Linked DNA regions of Homo sapiens: region 2 is linked to region 1. A link is an interaction called in ENCODE POLR2A ChIA-PET data of the cell type or tissue named here. Cell type or tissue: MCF 10A. All regions are shown on one strand. Links, peaks and the distances in the headings refer to the core of each region. The heading gives the core; the rest is flanking DNA. Region 1 overlaps STX18 (syntaxin 18). Region 2 overlaps LOC124900165.

Evidence for each region. Peaks named below come from ENCODE experiments on the same cell type or tissue, not always from the same donor. Only the 100,000 strongest peaks of a DNase experiment are listed, where the experiment ranks them.
Region 2: POLR2A ChIA-PET joins it to region 1 with 5 read pairs; 6 of 35 experiments call an interaction of 5 or more read pairs at or near these places.

What each region holds. Positions count from the first base shown.
Region 1 is chr4:4,469,995-4,479,048 of GRCh38, forward strand. It overlaps STX18 (syntaxin 18), which reads right to left. Exons shown (of 11, transcript NM_016930.4): 2 at 1,645-1,712. STX18-IT1 (STX18 intronic transcript 1) reads right to left here. Exons shown (of 4, transcript NR_126434.1): 2 at 8,673-8,980; 3 at 7,890-8,003; 4 at 6,127-6,150. Among named protein-coding and RNA genes, the nearest start is that of STX18-IT1, 7.2 kb to the right of the region's middle. In MCF 10A, for the core only: no CTCF peak of the experiment used is centred there; a DNase peak (open chromatin) is centred at 3,877.
Region 2 is chr4:4,542,588-4,551,641 of GRCh38, forward strand. LOC124900165 reads left to right here. Exons shown (of 6, transcript XM_047416490.1): 2 at 2,151-2,320. It overlaps STX18-AS1 (STX18 antisense RNA 1 (head to head)), which reads left to right. Exons shown (of 6, transcript NR_037888.1): 2 at 2,151-2,320. Among named protein-coding and RNA genes, the nearest start is that of STX18-AS1, 5.0 kb to the left of the region's middle. In MCF 10A, for the core only: no CTCF peak of the experiment used is centred there; no DNase peak of the experiment used is centred there.

The sequences.
Region 1 (9,054 bases), core at 2,000-6,999:
TTCCTTTTCTTTCCATAGGACCTATGACCTAATGTACTATACACGTAGTGCTTGTCTTTGCCAGCCCACGAGAATGCAAACGCCATGAGGGCAGGAATATTTGTATTTTACCCCCAGATGTGCCCTAAGCATCTAGAATTCAATAAACCTGTGACGAACCAGGAAGTTTAATCTGAAGTGAGGGGTCAGGCTGCAGCAGGGGATCTCAATGTCAGCACCTCCTCAGTTTTGGGCCGGGTAAGTCCCTGTTGTGGAGAGTTGTCCTGAGTTGTGCACATTCTTGGCCTCTACCCACTAAATGCGCAATACTCCTCTTCCTAGTTGGGAAAAACAAAAATGTCTCCAGACATTGCCAAATGTCCCCTGGGGTGCAAAATCACCACAGTTGAGTGCTGCTGGGCTAGTCATGGACTTTAGGACTAGGAGGAAATCATTCATTCAACAAGTATTTACTGAGTGCCAAATATGGGTGAGGAACTATGGAAACACGATGGAAACCTGACAAGGTCCTTGACCTCATGACATGTACAGCCTGGTGACAAAGACAGATAATAAACTGTAATTATTAAATAATTACAAATTGTGTTTTGTTACTGAAGAAAATATACAGGGTGGAGAAACTAACTAACAGAAGAGACCTACTTTATAAAGGGTAGTGAGAGAAGGCCTCTGGGAAGAGGGACTATTAAGTTGAGCCTTTAAGTTTGAAAAGGAAACCACCATGGGAAGAGGAGGAACAGCATAGGCCTGGGCCCTGCACCAGGAAAGGGCATGGCACCTTTAAGGAAGGCTGGCATGGCTGGAGCACCGTCGTGGGAAGGCGGTGTTTGAAATAAGGCCAGGGGCTAGATCAGGAGTGGGGAGACCGCAGTGTAGAGGCTGGTATTAATGCTAATTCCAATGCAGTATTCATGGTGGGCTTACTCAGGTGGTGACATAATCCAATTAAAGTTTAAAAAAGACTCTGGCTACTGAGTAGAAACTAGACTTAGCCACCAGAAGGAATGTCAACATGAGTAACATTAGGGGATGAACAGAAGGATTCAGCAAAAGTGCCGTAAGAAATGAAGGCTATGCCAAAGTGGGTGTGTAGCTGCCTCTAGCAGGTGTCAAAAGCCTGGGAGAAGGACAAAAGAAGAAAATGGCCATCAGGACTGAGGACTGGGAATTGGCGAGGGAGGCATGATCCAGCGACGTGAGGGTAAGGACTGAAATGTGCTCATGAGAACGTCACCAAACCAGCAAAACTGGTGTCACAGACTGGGACCGCAAGAGATGGGCAAAAATAGCTTAGCAGAGGCTTGAAAACTTTGTTCTTCCACAGGTTGAGGGCATACAAATACATGTGTCCCCAACTTCAAATACAGCTCTGTAAGTACTCATGGAGTTTCATTTGACAGGAGATAATGGTACATAGAGAGATACAAATAGACTGGAAGATATTGCTGTTGTGATTTCATGACTTTGAGGACATGGAGTACAGCAGAGCCTTTTGCTTTGAGGAGATTTTTCCACTGCCAAACTGGTCTTCCTCATTACAACTCTGAGTTATTAAGAAAAAGGTGAGGGCAAAAAGCGCAAAAGAAATATAGGTGTAGAAAAGAACACAGTCACCAAAGTCCTGGTAAAAAAATATGTACTTACCTATAAGCATTAATATAATCTTTCCTGTGTTCCAGAAGAAAATCTCTCAGTTTGCCAATGTGAGAAATCTAAAATTAAAAAAGAAAGCCAACAGTTTATATAGATATGTTACACTCATGTAATGAATTTTAAATTAATAGAGAATAAAATGCAAATTGCAGAAAGATTCTGAAGCTACAAACTGAGCACCGTCGGTTTTGGACTCTCGTACAGTCACAAATTAGTTACCATTCCTGGGCCTCAGTCTCTCATCGATGGTTCCTTCCACCTCTAATTATTAGGACCTATGACACTATGAGTAGGTGATTTCTAGGTAAGTTAAAGACGAAATGAGATAATGCATGTCTAGTAATTACATAGCATGTGTTCAATAAGGTTAATTCCTTTTCTTTTCTTATAGCTAAAATTGCACAGCAAGTATTCCTTCTTCCAAGTGTTCTAAGGGACAGTTCTAAAGCTGAAGCTGTTGCGTTTGTAAATAGGGCCCATGCAGAGCAGCAGAGTTAAAGCAAAGATTCAGGGGTAACAATTTATCCCCACATAGCAAATCTCTGTCTTTCCTATGGGCTATTTCCATGGATGAAGAAAAAGAACTCAAAGATACAGGTACAAAGCACTGTGTTTGTGATGGCTGTTTCTAGTATAATAAAAACCTATTCTAAAGCACCTACTACATGCCAGGTACTGTGCATGGAACTAGCAATTCACAAATAAATAAAAAGTGGTGGGAAGAACGCTCAGACCACAGTCAATAGGGACAAACGTGTTTCCAGAGGGAGAATGATTACTAGCCAGTGGCCTGCTGGTCCTCTGACGACGTCTTACTCCAGCTTCCGACTCACACACTTTGCACTCGTTCCAAACACACGTGGCCCCAGCCTTGCAAGGTCTGCGGAACTTTCATCTCTTCCATGGAAGTTTTTCTGTCAAGGCCAACCCAGGCTAATTTTCACTTTGCTCTGATCTTAAAAGGACTTCTGCACACCACACTCTTGGCACTCAATTATTCATGGCCATGTACTCTGACCTAACTTTTATATACACACTTCTTTGTCAGTGGCAGAACTATGCAAGGAGGGGCTGCCCATCTTTCCCTACAGTTGTAAGCACAACAAGAAGCACAGAGGTGATCAATAAACACTGTGGAATGAGTATATGCCTAAATACAAAATAGCATTGATCACAAAAGAAACATCCATGGTTTGTCTGGAGATATGTCAGTTTGGGTTCAGCTAAATTTCCCACATAGTCTAGACTCTTATTATAAATGTGATTCAGAAAAACACCCTAAGGCATTGTAAGCAAACAAATCAAAGAAAAAGAATTAAGTATGGTCACAATATTCATTTATTTCACAGATAGCAAATCAGGACTGAGAGACTGTCCACCATCCCTGACACTGCTCAACACTTTCACGTACATGGCCTATTTCTCTTCCCAACAACCCTGCTGTGCTATGATTCTTACTGTTCTCATTAACCAGTTTGGGAAAAGCTAAGTGACTTGTCCAAGGTTACACATTTAGTATGTGAGCTTGGTTTCAAAAGCTCAGGACTGAGTCCAAATTCAGCGTGTTTCCCAGTGCACCACCATGCCTGCCTGCCTTACAATCCTGTTCCTGCTTTCCACTTAGGCTGCATCAGGAAATCTGACTTTTTTTTTTTTTTTTTTTGAGATGGAGTCTTGCTCTGTCACCAGGGCTGGAGTGCAGTGGTGCCATCTCGGCTCAGTGCAAGCTCCACCTCCCAAGTTCACGTCATTCTCCTGCCTCAGCCTCCGGAGTAGCTGGGACTACAGGCACCCGCCACCACACCCGGCTAATTTTTTTGTATTTTTAATAGAGACGGGGTTTCACCATGTTAGCCAGGATGGTCCCGATCTCCGGACCTCGCGATCCGCCCGCCTCAGCCTCCCAAAGTGCTGGCATTATAGGCGTGAGCCACCGCGCCCGGTCGGAAATCTGACTTTTAAGTCTGTTGGGAAAAAAATTAAGAGATACGCAAGCAAGGTGTTCATTCCATCACATAAAAGATTTGACCAAGCTACTCCTCTGTTTCAAAACCTTCAATGGTTTCCATCTCCTTACCTCCTTCCCCTGCCTACCAGGGGTCAAACACTCAACTACTTCCAGGGGCCATGTGAACAGCATAAATGAGCAAAGCAAGGGAAATGCGTGGGTAGAATACATTCGACAGTGGTGAATTCTGGTTTCAAAATACACTGCAGTTAAAGGAAGCAGCTCTGCATGCTGATTTGCCAAAGGAAAGCCAATGAGTCATCTCAGTGTCTAAACAACGGGAAAAAGTCCAAACTCCCAAATGCAGCACTCAAGGCCCTTCACAACTCAGCGCTGAAAGTCCCTGCCGCACACCCCGCACCACTCCAGCCTCCAAGTCCCAGGCCTTCCCCTCACTTGCATACCCATATGGTTCTCCCTTTCCCTGGAACGCCCTACCCATCATTCTCTCCCAGGCAAATTCTTCCTCCTCATTCAAGATTCTCTTTTCCTCCTCATACTCACCCTACACTCCCAGCTGCAGTCAGATCCCATTCCCGCACAAAACGCTACATGTGCATCTATTTCAGCACCTGTTCCTTCATGATAACAATGACTAGTTCATAAACTGATTTCCCTTCACCAGACTGCAAACTCTGAGAGGGCAGAGAGTCCTCTCTCTTTCCCCAGAGCTTGTCAGGCAGTTTCTGGCACAAAGCAGACCCTCAGAAACTTTTACTAAATATTGAATAAATAGTGGGTACTGAATAATCCCAGAAGGATTATACCTGCTACCGTAGGCAGAATAATGGTTTTCCAGCTTCCCCAGGCCCATCCCCCTGTAAGATGTCCAACTCCTAATCGCCAGAACCTGTGACTATATGGTGTTACATGACAACAGGGCATTAATGCAGCACATGAGTTAAGGTTGCTGATCAGCTGACCTTAAAGTAGAGAGATTATCCTGAATTATCTGGGTAGGCTCAATCACAAGGGTCGGTAAATGTGGAAGTGGGAGGCAGAAGGGAGAGTGAGAGTAATGCAATGTGAGAAAGACTCATTCCAATGTTGCTGGTTTTGAAGATGGGGAAAGGAAGCCAAAGAATGTGGGCAGCCTCTAGAAGCTGGAAAGGGCAGGGCAATGGGCCTTCCTTAGAGCCTCCAGAAAAGAACACGGTCCTGCCAACACCTTGATTTTAGCTCAGGGAGTCCCATTTTGGACACTTGACTTATAGAACTATAAGATAATAAATCTGTGTTGTTGTAAGCCACAAGTTTGATGTAATTGGTTACAGCAGCAATGAGAAACTAATACACCTACTAAGAACCTTACTATCCACAACAGGTGTTTTTTTAGAAGCCATAAAGTTTTCCATACAAAGTTTTGAAAAGTGCAGAGGAATCTACTGTACAGGTTAGATCCAGCTGCCCACCCCTACTTTTAGTTAGTTCTATTCTACAAGGGAGGGATGGTGCCTAGGGATGAATGCCAGGAGCAAGCAAGCTCCACAGAGGCCCACAAGCACATAATTATTATACAAGAGGTTGCAGTTAGTCTAACAAATGTGATCCCAACTTCATATGCTCTGTAATGGGAAATTTCTATGAAACGAGGTTATTAAAACAGAGTGCAGGTGGTTCAGGATTAAACAGAATTCTTGATAAGAGGTGTGTTAAGTAATTACTGACTAAATTACATCAGTATAATAACTCAATACTTAACAGGAACACAATGTATGATATTTTAAATGCTGAGAATGAAAAAATAAAGGAACATTAAGATTTCTTTAGAAATTTGAGAGCTCTGAATTTTCTATTAATTTCTTTAAAAAAAAACAAAAAAAAAAACATGACAAATCAACAACAAAGAAAAAAGTTCAACAAATCTTTGATTTATCTACATAGGCATACCTAAGTCCCCAAATAGCATAATACAATTATCTCTGCAGAGAATGATTTGACTGTTTAATCACATGACTACCATTAACTTTATAAAGACTCTTGGCCAAGCTTAATCTATTTACTGTTAGACTCAGTCCTATTTTTCAGAATAAACTGGCAAAGACCGCATATTATAGCGCATACAATTCTGACGTGCTCATTACATTTTCACATTTTTAGAGAGGTTAAGTAGTTGTATGCTTTGGATTTTTCTTTTTTCTTTTTTGTAGATATGGGGTCTTGCTATGTTGCCCAGGCTGGTCTCAAATTCCTGGGCTCAAGTGATCCTCCCCCCTTGGCCTCCCAAAGTGCTGGGACTACAGGCATAAGCCACCATATCCGGCCTATGTTTTGGACTTTAAATGTTTCCACATGCAGTGCTAATTTTGGAAGAGTCACTTAATATGATAAAGTAGGAATAAGTATATACATCAAGAGAATGCCTCTTACTTGAGGTGTGTTCAGAAGGTGCAGCATCACCATGTAAAATCTACTAAGACTGGGCAACCTAACAGCTTCACAAGATCATCTGTCCTCACAAGTGAACAGTCTTCCATCAGACTGATGGTCTATCATGGAAAAGAGTTTTCATCAGTGAGCTACGGTTTGATTACACCGCCATATTAAATATGTCTCCATCAGAGAGGAAGGGTATGGACAAAGAATAGAGAATTCTGTATTTCTAACATAAAGTGTAGTTTAAAACAAGAATTGAACTGTAGATAAAAGAAAAAGGAAAGGAATGTAATATTTATTTAATGTCTCCTCTATACTAGTTACTGTAAATGAGTTATTTCACTTAACTCTGATAACCTGTGGAAACAGATATTCTTAGTGGAAAGAAACCAAAGCTCAAGACTGACTGAGCTGGAACTAGAACCCTTAACCATTACGGGGAACTAGCATGGGCTCCCTCAGTACTGTTAAATTAATAAATATGTTGGTGTTTTTTAGTTTCATTTGATGTTAAAGTCGTTTTAATGTCCACTGTATATTGTTATTTCACTAAAGAATCTCCTACTTAATATTTAGTGATATTAAGGAATAATAAATTTCAGTTAGGTGTAATAATGATATTATGTACTAGGATTATGTTTTCATTTATCTTTCTGTTTTTAGAATCCTTATATTTTATACACGGAACAACTTACAAGTAAAATTATACAATGCCCAGGATTTGCTTCACAATAAGACAGGGGGAGGTAACAGATGCAACAGGATGAGTCCTGAGTTGCTCAAGGCTGAAGGTGAGTACATGCTTATATGGGGGGTTCCTTGTGCTATTCCACTTTAGTATATATTTGAAATTTTCCATAATAACATGTTATTTTAAAAAATCTCGGGGCTTGGGCAGTGGCTTAAGCCTGTAATCCCAGCACTTTGGGAGGCTGAGGCGGGCGGGTCACCTGAGGTCAGGAGTTCAAGACCAGACTGGCCAACATGGCGAAACCCCGTCTCTATTAAAAATACAATTAAAAAAAACCAAAAAACCAAAACAACAAAACAAAACAAAACAAAAAAACTAGCCGGTGACGCACATGCCTGTAATCCCAGCTACTCGGGAGGCTGAGGCAGGAGAATCACTTGAACCCTGGAGGTGGAGGTTGTAGTGAGCCGAGATCGCGCCACTGCACTCCAGCCTGGTGACAGAGCGAGACTCGGTCTCAAAACAAAACAAAACGAAACAAAACAAACTCATGTAGTACTTTCTTCTTTTAACATTTTTAGTCATTTTGAGGTAGAGATTTTCTGCTACCAAACTAGGAACAACCCTTACTTAGTAACAACTAAATCCCAACAATCTCTGGCTACTTTATTTCTAAGTACTTGCAATCTTTGCTTAAATTCCATGTAACAGGATCAATGCCACCAAAAAACAACAACAAAACTTTCACTGGGACCTCACTCCCAGTCAGGCGGAAGTCCAAAAGAGCTCTGTGTGTGCTACTCACCCACTTCTCCCAGCAATGCCCAGGAGCAGTGACAGCATCATGGCTGCCCCATGGATGAGAAAACCGAGTCAGAGAGAGGATAAGGAATTTCCTCAGGGACATGTGGGTTGAAGCCTGGATCCAATCCAGCCAGTCTAAGTACCAGTCTTGAGTTCTTAACTGCCAAATTTACACAGAATCCTGGCAAGTCACAACTACAGTTTTCCAGTGCTATATTTGCAAGGAAGCACCTGGGAACTGAGAAAAAGCCTCCACGTGGGCAATATCAACATCAACCTGCTCTTTTCTTTTTGTACTACATCTCTATTCAACATGCAGTACATGCTTGATTTCACCCAATCGTGATCGCTACTTACAGAGCACCCGCCACGTGTGTGCCAGGTAGTGCATAAACTGCTTGACGTGTGCTCTGTGGTTTCCACCCCTCCATAACGATCGTACGAATTAGACATTACCTCCTCCTGCCCCACCTAGTAAACATGGAAACAAACCTAAGCAAGGTCACAAGGCTAATAAACGGAAGAATTGGCATTGATCACAGATCTGTATGACTCACGGTGTTCATGTTATGTTTAGCTTAGTTAGGTCTGAATTTTTCTTCATAGAAAGAAACTGAGCTTCATGAGAGTATTTGTGAGAGTATTTGTATATGTTGATTTTTTAACAAATTAACTACACTGGATACAGAAAGATCGGCAAAAAAAAAAAACAAAAACGTTTTCACTGATTGACATTTGTCTCCTCTGAAGTTGGCTACTACTGTTCCTTGTGTTTTACGACATGGGGGGCTTTGGATTGGCAAGCCCATAGGGGTATTGAGAAGAAGGTTCACAAATACAGCAAGGAAAAAGAATGGTCAGAAAGACTGGCAGTACAACGGTGACCAGTGCATTTTGAGTATCTATCATCAAGCCACCTGAAAACATGGTTTAAACAAGTAACGAAAGCAACATCCAGGATTGTTCATTCTCCCGTTTGAGTTCATCTATATTCAGTTTTTAGCTTAGAATAGGGTAGAGGGCAGAGGAAAAGACTCTGTGGGGGGCCTGGATGAATCAGGGTGGACAAAAGAAAGATGGGCATGAAATCCAGGGAGTTGGCCAAGGTGCCTGGGTTCTACTCCCTGCTTTGCCACTTACTGTGAAGGGATTCCTTATTCCCCACTGCCATGCATCATGTGGAGGGACTTCAGCTGGACCAGTCTTCCTGGCCTATCTCCCAACCTTTACTCACTCTTCTTAGAGGGAAGAGGAGAGAGCTGTGTTCAGATTTTGAGAAGGGAGAGCATGCTGCCCTGTCCTCTCCTCTTTTCAGATCGACCAGCCAGCAGAGAGGGTATATTCTGGCCCATGCCCCACTCGTATTGGGCCATAACTCTAAAGTCAGGTTCTCCACTTGGCTTTTTCTTGCTGACTCCTGTATTTTTCTTTCAGGTAGTTCCACTGGACTGGGAAGAAAGGGATATATTTTACAAGCTCCACTCAACTTTTAACCTTTGCCAGCTGAAATTTTGAGCAAGTT
Region 2 (9,054 bases), core at 2,437-7,436, 73 kb after region 1:
GCTGACGCGTGCTGTGTTTTGATGTTGCTTGGCTCCTAGTAAGTGGCCAATAAATGGTAGTAATCGTTAATAATGTTATTATTATAATCACTGTTATTTGTGGTAAAGGAAGAGGCTTTAGAGAAAAGGCGTCACCTGTGCAGAGATTTGAAGGATGAATAGGAAGTTTAGATGGAGACAAAGGTGAAAGAGTGGCCCTAATGCCGCTGGATTCTCTTCATCCTTCATGCATAGTTTTTAATTGTACCGTCTTGAGCCATAGCTATTAAAATTGACAACTCAATCAATGAGTTTCTTCTGCATTTTAGGTTCATGTTCTGTTTTGTGTTGTTTTTTGAGACGGGGGTCTACTATGTTGCCCAGGCTGGATTGCAGTGGCTAGTCAGAGGCGCCATCCTAGCTCACTACAGCTGGAACGCCAGGGCTCAAACGATCCTCCCGGACTCAGCCTCCTGAGTAGCTGGGACTATAGGCACGTGCAACCGTGCCTGGCCTATGGTTCAGTTTTAATTCAAAATCTCATTGATTTCTTCAAGATTTCTTTTTTCATAAAGAGGAAGCACAAGTAGAATATGTATTAAAACAGCAGTTTTAATGGTCATCAAGATAAAATTTTCACAATACTAAGATGTTATTTGCCTTTTCGCTCTGATTTTCTTATGAGTTGCATACAGTTGAGTTTGCTGGAGACTGTGATATTGCAACGGAGTAAATGCAGAACAGCTGTTTTCTATTAAGCCAGACTCCAAAAAAAGACTTTCAAAAACATCAAGTTTTTGTTTTGATTTCTCATATAGTAAATGTCGATAATGTCAATATAAACCAAAATTGTTTAGAGCCCTTAATAATTTTTAAGTGTGCAAAAGAGTTGAGACCAAAAGTTTGAGAACCACTGTGTTAAAAAAATAAAGTTTATCAGAAATAGATGTCAAGAAAGTATATATTTACCAGAAAGGAGGAAGGAAAAGATTTTTTTTTTCTTTGAGGCGGAGTCTTGCTCTGTCGCCCAGGCTGGAGCAAGCTCCGCCTCCCGGGTTCACGCCATTCTCCTGCCTCAGTCTCCCGAGTAGCTGGGACTACAGGCGCCCACCGCCACGCCTGGCTAATTCTTTTGTATTTTTAGTAGAGATGGGGTTTCACCGTGTTAGCCAGGATGGTCTCGATCTCCTGACCTCGTGATCCGCCTGCCTCAGCCTCCCAAAATGCTGGGATTACAGGCGTGAGCCACCGCGCCCGGCCAGGAAAAGATTATTTAAACCCAAACTGTAGCCACTTCTTGCAGTTTAAGGAAAATAAATTTCCATACAGCTTTCTTCCACCTACTGAGGAAAAGAGAAAGAAATTACAAAATCTCTGCCAATGATTCTATCTTGCATAAATGGCCCTTTGTTTAATCCAGACATTAATCAGTTTTTGGCCATGCAAAGTTAAGCCTGGGGTAGAGTAGAAGGAAAGAGAGATTGCCCTGCATAATAAAGTGAGGGGGATTGAATTGGGGGGAAGAAAAGAGAAGCCAGAACCCAGGGAGGGGGCCGGGAAAGTACAAAGTAGGTAACTGGGAAGGATCTTTGAGTGGGAGGGAGGCTGAACTACACCAAGCCTTCAGTGAGTGGTGCCTTGTGTAAACCGTGTGTTTGGTGCAGTTGGATATTTTGGGTAGAAGGGTAGGGACAAAGATCTAAGTTTTCTGTCTGGATTTGCAAGAGCAGAGAAGATTGTGGTGGATATAAGACCCAAGTGAGCTCAAAACATCAGGCTGTAAATCCACAAGTGACCACAAGTACATAAAATTCCTAAATAAGTCACAAAGATCTTGAGGAGGCTGCTGAACTTTCCACAGACCATGGGATATGGGGTTGTGCTTTTTACATTTTGTGTTTACTCTTTAATTTAAAAGAGCAAAGTGACTTCAGTTGACAGTTGACTAATATTAAGCCCCATAAAGCTGAGAGGGGATGTGGGTTAAAAGGATGTGCAGAAATGTTGTGAGAGTATACTACTGCAACTCCAGGGCTCAAACAATCCTCCCGGCTCAGCCTCCTGAGTATCTGGGACTATAGGCGCGTGCCACCATGCCTGGCCTGTTGGAGGTAGCACACAACTGCCCAGTTGGATGTAGTATACAAATTTTGTTTTCTTTATGCATTCAGCAAACATTGAGTGGGCCAGACACTGTTCTGAAAAATACGCAGTCGACTTTTGAACAGCACAGGCTTGAACTGCATGCGGCCACTAATACTCGGACTTCCTTCTGCCTCTGCCATCCCTAAGACAGCAAGACCCACCCCTCCTGCTCCTCAGCCTACTCGATGTGATGATGGTGAGTATGAAGACCTTTACTTTATGATGATCCACTTCCATTTAATGGATAGTAAATATATTTTCTCTTCCTATGATTTTCTTAATACCATTTTCTTTTCTCTAGCTTACTTTATTGAAAGAATACAGTATCTAATACATATGACATGCAAAATATGTGTTAACGGACTGTTTATGTTATTGATAAGGATTCTGGTCAACAGTAGGCTATTATTAGTTAAGATGTTAGGGAGTCAGAAGTTATACACAAATTTCCAACTGTGAGGGGTGGAGGAGTCATCAAGGATCAACTGTATTGGCACCCCTAAATATAGCTCACTACAGCAGCAACACCTATGCAAGGAGACTAGATGTAGGCTGCCAGTGAAAACCAACGTGTAATTTCTGGGCAGCAAATTTAAGAGCTAATGTATGATTCACGATGCTCTTTTCCCTCTGCTATGACAACCCTTAATGTTCCAATGTTCCATCAGCCTGAGTCCTTAAGTAAAGATGACATGGAGCATAGCCAACCAAGGACATTGTATTAGTCAGAGTTCTCTAGAGGGACAGAACTAATAGGATAGGTGTATATATAAAGGGGAGCTTATTAAGGAGTATTGACTCACATGATCACAAGGTGAGGTCCCACAATAGGCCATCTGCAAGCTGAGGAGCAAGGAGAGACAGTCCAAGTCCCAAAGCTGAAGAACTTGGAGTCTGATGTTCCAGGGCAGGAAGCATCCAGCACGGGAGAAAGATGTAGGCCAGAAGACTAAGCCAGTCTAGTCTTTCCATGTTCTTCTGCCTGCTTTTCTTCTGGCCATGCTGGCAGCTGATTAGATTGTACCCACCTAGATTGAGAGTGGGTCTGCCTTTCCCAGTTCACTGACTCAAACGTTAATCTCCTTTGGCAACACCCTCACAGACACACCCAGGAACAATACTTTGCATCCTTCAGTCAAGTTGACACTCAATATTAACCATCACAGACATGTACTAAGATTGAGAATTGTCCACAGATTTGTGGGTGTTTGTTAACTGCAGCATAATTAGCCTGTCCTGATTGATGACAACCCATATCTAGGTATCTACCAAAACAGGAATATTAGATGTATTCTCCACTCACCATCGTAACAGTATTATTCCTCAGTGAATGAAGCATGGAGAGGAAAGAACAGTTGTGCCTAAACCTAACCAATGGAAAAGACCAGGCTGGCAGGGACAGAGTGGCAGAAACCTTGGAAGACTGTGACCATGGCAGGGTAGAATTTATAACACAAGAGGAAAGGCCTTCAAAAACATATACCTTCACGTTAGGAGGTAAACTCAATGAAATTCATTGAAAACCATTTTTCCCCCCTCAGGGACTCTGGAAAGGACCCTGACTCTAGGGGTGGGAAGCTCAAAGAAGAAGCTTTTGTTCCCAAGAGGGAACCTAGATAAAGAATTCAGGGTGGATTTCTCTTGTTTTTTTTTTTCTTTTTTTTTTCTTTCTTTCTTTTTTTTTATTTTTTTATTTTTGAGATGGAGTTTTGCTCTTGTTGCCCAGGCTAGAGTGCAATGGCGTGATCTCAGCTCACTGCAACCTCCACCTTCTGGGTTCAAGCAATTCTCCTTCTTCAGCCTCCCAAGTAGCTAGGATTACAGACGTCCTCCACCATGCCCAGCTAATTTTTTGGGGGGTGTGTATTTTTAGTAGAGATGGGGTTTCACCGTGTTGGCCAGGCTGGCCTCGAACTCCTGACCTCAGGTGATCCACCCACCTCGGCCTCCCAAAGTGCTGGAATTACAGGCATGAGCCACTGAACTCGGCCCAAGGTGGGTTTCTTCCGGCAGCTCCCCCAGAAGTTTAGCTTTGAAACAGATGTGCAAAAAAAAGCGAGGGAAAGGCAGGAAGCAAACAGGAGGTTGTTGTGGTCCAGCCCTTTGAGGTGTGGCCTTTGTCCCCCCACCGCCCATTGAAGTAATATGGTTTGGCTGTGACTCCACCCAAATCTCATCTCAAATTGTGATCAGAATTGTATCCCCATGTGTCAGGAGAGGGACCTGGTGGGAGGTGATTGGATCATGGGGGCAGTTTCCTCCATGCTGTTCTCATGATAGTGAGTGAGTTCTCATGAAATTTGATGGTTTCATAAGGGGCTCTTCCCCCTTCACTCTCTCTTTCCTGCTGCTGTGTGAAGAAGGTTCCTGCTTCCCCTTTGCCTTCTGCCATGATTATAAGTTTCCTGAGGCCTCCTCAGCCATGCAGAACTGTGAGTCAATTAAGCCTCTTTCCTTTATAAATTACCCAGTCTCGGGTAGTATTTTTATAGCAGTGTGAAAATGGACTCATACACAGAGAGTACCTAAAGGAGGGGCTGCCACCACCTCATTCCTACCTGATTCTTGTTCTAGATCCTGAGCCCGTTGCTCTAGCCTACTGGCTTGTTTCATCCTACTTTGTGTCTCCTCCCACCCTGTAATGAGCCAAATGTTGGCCCCCCAAAAGATATGTCCACATCCTGATCCCTAGAACCCATGAATCTGACCTTACTAGGAAAAGAAGTCTTTCCAGATAGAGTTAAATTAAAGACCTTGAAATGAAGAAATGATTTTGGATTATCCTGGTGACCCCTAAATCCAATAGCAAATATCTTTAAAAGAGGCACACAGAATGGAAGGCCATGTGAAGACAGAGGCAGATACTGGAGAGATACAGCCACAGGCCCATGAATGCTGATGGCCACCAGAAACCAGAGGAAGCAAGGAAGTATTCTCCCCTAGAGTCTCTGAAGGGAGCGTGGCCCTGCCAGCATCTTGATTTTGGACTTTTGTCCTCCAGGACTGTAAGAAACAAATTTCTGTTAAATCACAAAGCTTGTGGTCATTTGTTACTGCAACCATAGGAAATTAACGTGTACCCTAACTCTTTTCCCTGCCCATCCTTCCTCCATTACCTATCCTCTACTTCCTGGGTGTGGCCCTCAGCCCCTGTTTGGGTTCTCAGCTCTGCAGGTAAGCCGCCTTCAGCTTCACTGGGTCTGTACCTTTCTTGTGGTTGATAAGTCCTGCGGCTGCCTAGCCTGGTGCTCTTCTTTCCTTCCCCATCTCTTCTTTGATCTCCCCTTGGAGAGTCACAACTGACCAGGCCCCCTGTCCCACAAGGAAAACTAGAGGCCAGAATGAACTGGATCTAGCCAAAAAGCACACCAAAGTGGGCTCTTTTCATCAAATGTGCAGCAGAAAGGGTGTCCATGCAACAGATATTTCACTCTCCCTGTGTGACTCAGAGAAGGCAGACATACTCAACTCTTGTTTCCAACTTCTCTATTTAGGAGCTATTCGAATGCAAAAGATAGGAGAGAGCTTGTGTGACAGTTCTGGCAGTGGCTGTGGCATCTGGAGTGTCTGCACCCAAAGAGTTGCCCTTCTCAGTCTAGAAAGACCATTCTGCCAGACGCGGTGGCTCACGCCTGTAATCCCAGCACTTTGGGAGGCCAAGGCGGGTGGATCACCAGAGGTCAGGCATTCAAGACCAGTCTGGCCAACATCGCGAGATCCCGTCTCTACTAAAAATACAAAAATTAGCGGGCAGGCATGGTGATGCACGCCTGTAGTCCCAGCTACTCAGGAGGCTGAGCCATGTCACTTGAACCTGGGAAGCAGAGGTTGCAGTTGAGCCGAGATCATGCTACTGCACTCCATCCTGGGTGACACGCAAGACTCTGTCTCAAAAATGAATAAAAGAAAGCCCATTCTATTATGAGCAGTTCAAGTAAGTGCAGAGAGAGGAAGGGGACAGTTGCCCACATAGCCAAGTCAGTCCCAGGGATAGTGAACAATAAGTTGCCTCCAGAACTTCAAGATTAGGAGCCACTGGATAATGAGAGTCAGCACAGGGACAAAACAGATGTCAAGGATTCTTCTTTTGTCATCCTGAGTCCATGTGACTAAATTTCAAGAGGGCAGGTTAGAAAAAGCAAAGTTGATGGGGCATTACCTGTGGTTTGAACTTCTACCTGTCATATTTCAGGAAATCACCATGAGGAGCTTGACTTAGGAAATTAAGGAAGACGTGTCCTTTTGTTGATTTTCACATGGGAAGACAAGGGTGTGTGTGTGTGTGTGTGTGTGTGTGTGTGTGTGTGTGGTGAGACACAAGGGTTGAAAACTAACTGGTTCTCAGTTTGTGGTGTTTCCTGCCATCAGCAATGGCCTTGGGGATGACTCCCACTCCTCCCTTCTAGCCCCCAAGAAGACTACAATTGTCTCTTGCTCCAAGTTAGTCTTCAGGAATACAAAGCCCAGCAAGTGCAGGGGGGCTCAGTGTGATGTGCACACAGTGTGGCACAGCCCAAGAGTCCGGCTTTGGAGGCAGTGATCTCTCAGAACTAAGACCACCCTGAATTAAGACCACCCTGTCAGCATCCCCTTACTCTGACCATGCAGCATGGTCTTTGGGCTCCACAAATATCCTTGAAGCCAAGAGTCACAATTTGGGTGGGAATCGCAAGCCCAGCCAGCAGGCAAAGATGGAGGCCAGAGGGCAGCTGAGCATCCATTGTCACTGGTGTCCACTCCCAGAGCTACTTGGAGGTGGGCACTAGCGAACAAAAGCCCTCAGAAGAGAGAAGGGGACACCACTGCCCTGGTAGCCCCCATCCTGTCTTTGGCCTGTAGGCCTCTGCACACTGTAAGCCTAGACCAGCCTCAACTATATCACACATTGACTTTTTTCCTCTCTGGACAATGGTAGCCTGGAGTATTGTAATACCCATGGAATTTTTATAGGGTACCTAAGGGATATTTATCAGATCTCTGAGTTCTTTCCAGAAGTCCAGGAAGTAGTTAACAGAGGATGACTAATAGGAAACAAAAACACAACACCACTACAACCTGAGATTCAGAAATGGAAAGACTTGGGTTTGAATTCAGCTACCCTACTCACTAGCTGTGTGACTCTGGGCAAGTTACTTCACCTCTCTGAGCCTCTGTCTGAAAAATGCAGACAAACCCTATTAACCGCTCCTGATTTCTGTGAGTAGGGATTTCTTTTTCACACCTCTCCAATGGAAGCAGCCTTAGTCATCTGGTTTTGGGGCAACATCGGCCAGTCTGCATTTTTCAGTTGGTTGAAGCGATCTACCAGTTGGGGACGTTTGCTCTTTTGCCTTCACCCTTTAACCTGAGCCAGTGGGACGCAGTGACCTGGCTGAGGACTGTGTTCTGCAGACTCATACATTACCTCAGAGGGAAGCTAAAAACCAGAACGCTGCCAGAACTGTCTCTTTCTTCCTCTCTCTTCCTCATCGTCATTATCATCTCCTCAAGTCAGTTTTCTCTGCTTCTCTGTTCCTACGGCTGAACACCAGCCCCACTCAAATCCTACATTTATTAATATATGAGATACCCGTTGATATGGTTTGGCTGTGTCCTCATTCAGATCTCAACTTCAATTGTATCTCCCAGAATTCCCACATGTTGTGGGATGGACCTAGGAGGAGGTAATTGAATCATAGGGGCTGGTCTTTCCTGTGCTATTCTCATGATAGTGAATAAGTCTCATGAGATCTAATGGGTTTATCAGGGGTTTCCACTTTTGCTTCTTCCTCATTTTCTCTTGCTGCTGCCATGTAAGAAGTCCTTTTCACCTCCCGCCATGATTCTGAGGCCTCCCCAGCCATGTGGAACTGTAAGTCCAATTAAACCTCTTTTTCTTCCCAGTCTTGGGTATGTCTTTATCAACAGCATGAAAACAGACTAATACAGTAAATTGGGATCAGTAGAGTGGGGCATTGCTGAAAAGATACCCGAAAATTTGGAAGTGACTTTGGAACTGGGTAACAGGCAGAGATTGGAACAGTTTGAAGGGCTCAGAAGAAGACAGGAAAATTTGGGTAAGTTTGGAACTCCCTAGAGATTTGTTGAATGGCTTTGCCCAAAATGCTGATAGTGATATGGACAATAAAATCCAGGCTGAGGTGGCCTCAGATGGAGATGAGAAACTCATTGGGAATTTAAGCAAAGTTGATTCTTGCTATGTCTTAGCAAAGAGACTGGTGGTATTTTGTCACTGCCCTGAAGATTTGTGGAACTTTGGACTTGAGAGAGATGATTTAGGTATCTGGTGGAAGAAATTTCTAAGCAGCAAAGCATTCAAGATGTGACTTGGGTGCTGTTAAAGGCATTCAGTTTTATAAGGGAAGCAGAGCATAAAACTTTAGAAAATTTGCAGCCTGACTATGCAATAGAAAAGAAAACCCATTTTCTGGGGAGAAATTCAAGCTGGCTGCAGAAATTTGCATAAGTAGTGAGAAGCCTAATGTTAATCCCCAAGACCATGGGGAAAATGTCTCCAGGCCATGTCAGAGACCTTCATGGCAGCCCCTCCCATCACAGGCCTAGAGGCCCAAGAGGAAAAAGTGGTTTTGTGGGCTGGACCCAGGATCCCCATGCTTTGTGCAGCTTAAGGGCTTGGTAGCCTGCACCCCAGCCTCTCCAGCCATGGCTGAAAGGGACCAACATATAGCTCAGGCTGTGGCTTCAGAGGGTCAAAGCCCCAAGCCTTGGCAGCTTCCACGTGGTGTTGAGCCTGCGGGTGCACAGAAGTCAAGAACTGAGGTTTGGGAACCTCCACCTAGATTTCAGAAGATGTATGGAAATTTCTGAATGCCCAGGCAAAAGTTTTCTGCAGGATGGCAGCCCTCATGGAGAACCTCTGCTATGGCAGTGCAGAAGGGAAATGTGGAGTTGGCGTCCCCACACAGAGTC